Linked DNA regions of Homo sapiens: region 2 is linked to region 1. Evidence: chromatin loops called from intact Hi-C (ENCODE). Cell type or tissue: adrenal gland. All regions are shown on one strand.

Region 1 (2,500 bases):
AATCCTGTCTCTACTAAAAATACAAAAATTAGCCAGATGTGTTGGCACATGGCTGTAGATACCTGGGAGGCTGAGGCATGAGAATGGCTTGAACCTGGGAGGTGGAGGTTGATGTGAGCCGAGATCGCATCACTGCACTCCAGCCTGGGTGACAAGAATAAAACTCGGTCTCAAAAAAAAAAAAAAAGGCATACTCCTATAATTCATCATTATCATCATTGTTGCCATCACAATGACTGATATACTCATTATGGGACAAGTTCTTCACCTTCATAGGCACCATCTTGGAGGAGAAGGGGCTATGCTTCTCCAAGGTCGTGTCCAAGTCTAGTTTCTGCTTTGAAATGAGTGGAAAGTCCTCCTCTTCAACCACGGGCTGTGCCTGCCTGCTACCCCTCTTGGCTTTTTTCTTGAAGTAAGCAGCGTCACCATCTCTCCAGTTGTCCTCTTCCATTCTACTGCTGAGGGGAGCCCTGGAAAGTCACAGCCATGAAGTAACTCATCCTTGATGATGACATGGAGCCCTGGAGAGAGCAGAAACATAGGAGGTAGAGAGACCCGAGTCCAAATCCCATCTCTGACACTTCATGCTGTGTGACCCTGGGTAAGTCAGTCACCCTCTCTGAACCTCATTCCTCATTTGCAAAGCAGGACCAGTAATGCCTTCTTCCAGGGTCGTGGTGAGGATTAGAGAGAATATATTTATGCTGCTTAGCACAATGCCAATGGCAGTAATAACAAAATTGTATTTTGTTGTGCCAGGTACTGGTTAAAACAGACTAGCTCATTTCAACCTCACAGCAACCCAGTAATGTAGGTAGAATTATGACAGATGAAGAAATTCAAGCACAGAGAGGTGAAGTGACTTACCTGGGCTCACTCAGCCAGGAAGCAGTGAACAGAGATTCAGAATCTGCATTGTATCCACTATGCCATGCATTGAATAGCTGGAGTCTATGCCTCTTCTGGCGTTACATTTTTGCCTCCTAGTATTCTTTGTAATTGCCAGTCCACACTTCTCATCTCCTTTCCTCTTTTTCTTATTAGGCGAGAGGCATCTTAACTCAGCTATCTTTGTGAGGGTATTAGAAAAACTGCCTACAATTCTATATAGCTACCAGCAGGGGACGCCAAAGGATCGTGGATAAGCCCGTGCGGAGCCTTAGAAGCAAGGCGAAAAATCCTTAGGAGGCTGAATTAGGAGAGCTGGGACTTTGACAACAGCGAGAGACATGTGCCCAAGCTGGCCTGGTACACAATGGATGGAGCTTATTCCTGATTTTGCCCCTGTGGGGAAACAGAATTCGGCCTTTTTACTGGAAGAACCCTGCTCAACAGAGCGCCCAGCTGTAGTTGGTCAATAAATATTTCTGCATAAATAAATATATAGATTTGAACCAGGAGGAAGTTAAGGCAGAGGCGCCTCAATACAGACAGCAAGAAGGAGCTGTCTGGCTGGGCAGGGAAACTGAGCTCATGAGGGTCCCATGCAAGGAAGAGGCCACTGAGGTTTTGCAGCTACTTCTATGAAGGTGGGGCCAGGATAAGGAAATGCCAAGAGGTCATAGGGCACCAGGAACCTGCAACAGTGGGAGTCACGGTAGGCTGAGAAATGGCCCCTTGCAAAATATGCACTCCCTCAAAAAAAGGGGGAAGGTCTTTGCAGATGTGATGAAGTTAAGGCTCTTGGGATGAGAGATTATCCCTAAATGCCATCACATGTACCCTTACAGGGGGAGGCAGAGGGAGATTTGACACACGAAGGAGATGGAGCCAGGTGTGGTTGCTCATGCTTGTAATCCCAGCACTTTGGGAGGCCAAGGTGGGCAGATAGCTTGAGGTCAGGAGTTCGAGGCCAGCCTGGCCAACATGGTAAAACCCAGTCTCTACAAACAATACAAAAATTAGCCAGGTGTGGTGAAACACACCTGTAGTCCCAGCTACTTGGGAGGCTGAGGTGGGAGGATTACTAGAACCTGGGATGTGGAGGATGCAGTGAGCTGAGATTGTACCATTGCACTCCAGCCTGGGCAACAGAGTGACACCCTGTCTCAAAAAAAAAAAAAAAAAAAAAAGAAAAAAAGAGGAAAGCACTGTGGAGATGGAATGCAGAGAAACTTAAGGGTGTCAGCCTTGAAGACTGGTGTAATGCGGCCACAAGCCAAGGAAAGTTGGCAGCCCCCTGAAATTGGAAGGGAGAATGGGGTGGGTTCTCCCCTAGAGCCGTCAAAGGGGCCCTGCTGATAACCTCAACTTTAACGCAGCCATACTGATTTCAGGCTTCTAGCCTCCATGGCTGTGAGAAAATAAATTTGCATTGTTTTCAATATGTGTGGTCATTTGTTACAGCAGCCACAGGAAAGGAACCCAGATGCAGGGAGAGGGAGTGAGGTTACTGGGCTACTTAGAGAGGACCTGCAGACAGAGAGACGCAGCCACCAGCAGAGCCCTGGCTGGGCCTGGGGGGACTCTAACTGCCTCTTCTTACCCCTCCTGCTGC
Region 2 (2,500 bases), 660 kb after region 1:
ACTGCAGTCCTTGAATTCACCGTCATCCAAGAACAGCTTGAGACCTGTTTACTTCAGAACCAGCAAAAGGTGAACAGGTCTTTCCTGAAAGTCCTGGTTTCTAGCAGAAGATTTTAAATATAGGACAGTTGAAGGGGAGGGGTCACACAGAGGACTGGGGACCAGGAGTTGGAACTCATCAGCTTGTAAAAAGTTCTAGGGTTTGTGACCTTGGTGCCCTTAGGCATATTCCTTAACCTTTCTGAACATCAGCATCTTCCTCTATTCAAAAGGGCCCATTGCCAGGCTCATGCCTGTAATCCCAGCACTTTGGGAGGCCAAGGTGGGAGGATTGCTTGAGCCCAGTAGTTCAAGACCAGCTTGGGCAACATAGTGAGACTCTGTCTCTCCAAAAAAAAAAAAAAAAAATTTAAAGGGCCCATTGCCAGGCACGGTGGCTCACACCTGTAATCCCAGCATTTAGGGAGGCAGATGCAGGAGGATAGCTTTAGCCCAGGAGTTAAAGTCCTGCTTCAGCAACATAGTAAGACCTCATTCTCCATAAAAAGAAACAAACAAAAAGACAAAAGGGCCCATTGCCTGTCAGCCCTGGCAGGCTGCTGTGAAAGTCAAGAGAGACAGAGGAAGCAAGACAGTTCTGGAAAATGCTCAGCGCTGTGTAAGAGGTGTTCACTGTTGCACCCTGAGTGTGCCCAGACTGTCTTGAAACTTTCACCCACTCTGCCTTCTGGGCAGGCAGTTCAGGCTCCTCAGAGGTGTCTCCTTATCCGCTGGAATGCAGGAAACACCCAAAATAGAGAGCTGAGGCGTGTCTTCACTAGCTCAGCTCAACCGGCTTTTGAGGTTTGCAAAGCAAGATGAGTGCTGGGTTCTATCTTGATTGTGCCTTTGAGAGGGTTGGTCAGAGGTAAGATTAGCTATCTGGTGTCCTCTGTTCGTATGCACACACTGAAAACCCAGAGGGCAACCAAGCCAGATAGCGAGTGGCAGCACCCACAAAAATGTGTGTCCAGAAAGAAATCAAGAGGGACCAGAAGAAAAGGCAGACTCAGGTCATTTTCCAAGGGGCTCACAGTCCTGAGGGCTGGAGCCATGAGAGTCCAAGGGGGTCTGGCATCCCAAACAGGATGCTGTTTCTCAGGGAAGGAATGGTGTTAAGGAATCAACGCTGGGGGTTAATCCAAGCCGGGCCTCCCGGGAGAGCCATCTTGTGGCCACTCGAGTATGTGACTGTTCGATTATCTTCCCTTTTTTCTTATTCGAAGAGAAAGCTTTTCCCAATCCTAAATGAAACTGGATGTAATCATTGTTGAGTGGGTCAGAAGTGTTTTAGAAATTGACAAAGGGAGACCAGGTGCGGTGGCTGACGCCGGTAATCCCAGCACTGTGGGAGGCTGAGGTGGGTGGATTACCTGAGGTCAGGAGTTCGAGACCAGCCTGACCAACACGGTGAAACCCCGTCTCTACTAAAAATACAAAAAAGTTAGTCGGATGTGGTGGTGGGCACCTGTAATCCCAGCTAATCGGGAGGCTGAGGCAGGAGAATCGCTTGAACCTGGGAGGTGGAGGTTGCAGTGAGCCGAGATCATGCCATTGCACTCCAGCCTGGGCGACAGAGCAAGAGTCTGTCTCAGAAAAAGCAAGCAAGCAAGAGAAAGAGAGGAAGGAAGGAAGGAGGGAAGGAAGGAAAGAAGGAAGGAAGGAAGGAAGGAAGGAAGGAAGGAAGGAAGGGAAGAAATTGGCAAAGGGGAGAGAGAGCTGCAGGCCTGCAAATCTTACCAGGCTGATCGAGGTAATGCTAGCTCTCTAACTAGTTGGACATGTCACTTATTCTCTAACAACAACAACAAATGAAGAGTCATAATACCTTCATTTTGTGCAGAAACTGTGTGCAACTTGGCCGGGTGCAGTGACTTATGCCTGTAATCCCAGCACTTTGGGAGGCCAAGGCAGGTAGATCAACTGAGGTCAGGAGTTCGAGACAAGCCTGGCCAACATGGTGAAACCCCATCTCTACCAAAAATACAAAAATGAGCCGGGCGTGTTGGCGTGCGCCTGTAGTCCCAGCTACTCTGGAGGCTGAGGCAGGAGAATCACTTGAACCTGAGTGGCAGAGGTCTCAGTGAGCCGAGACCATGCCACTGCACTCCTGCCTGGGCTACAGAGACTTCATCTCAAAAAACACACAAACAAACAACAACAAAAAACCTATGTGCAACACACTGAGCTTTAAATATATTTTATCACTTCATCCTCATCGAAACTTCTGACTATAATCTCATTTTAGAGGTGAGGAAAGTGGACTCCCAGCTGGAGATTGTGGGTGGCCATTATAGGTTACTAAGTAGAAGAGGGGGAGAAAAAGAAAAGGAAATTGGAATGGCGTTTTGAGTTTTGGTGTATTTTTTGTGTTTTGTTTGTTTGTTCTTTGTTTTGTGTGTGTGTGTGTTTTTTTTTTAGGCGGGATCTCACTCTGTCACCAGGCTGGAGTGCAGTGGCG

Evidence for each region. A loop is a pair of places that touch in the nucleus more often than their neighbours do. Peaks named below come from ENCODE experiments on the same cell type or tissue, not always from the same donor. Only the 100,000 strongest peaks of a DNase experiment are listed, where the experiment ranks them.
Region 2: it touches region 1 in a loop (9-fold over the local background); 25 of 110 quality-filtered maps call a loop at or near these places.

The regions. Positions count from the first base shown.
Region 1 is chr12:113,979,579-113,982,078 of GRCh38, forward strand. No RefSeq gene overlaps it. Among named protein-coding and RNA genes, the nearest start is that of RBM19, 15 kb to the left of the region's middle. In adrenal gland, a CTCF peak has its summit at 1,116 (motif pointing right); no DNase peak of the experiment used is centred here; H3K27me3 peaks cover 800 bases.
Region 2 is chr12:114,636,109-114,638,608 of GRCh38, forward strand. No RefSeq gene overlaps it. Among named protein-coding and RNA genes, the nearest start is that of TBX3-AS1, 45 kb to the right of the region's middle. In adrenal gland, a CTCF peak has its summit at 1,207 (motif pointing left); no DNase peak of the experiment used is centred here; H3K27ac peaks cover 382 bases.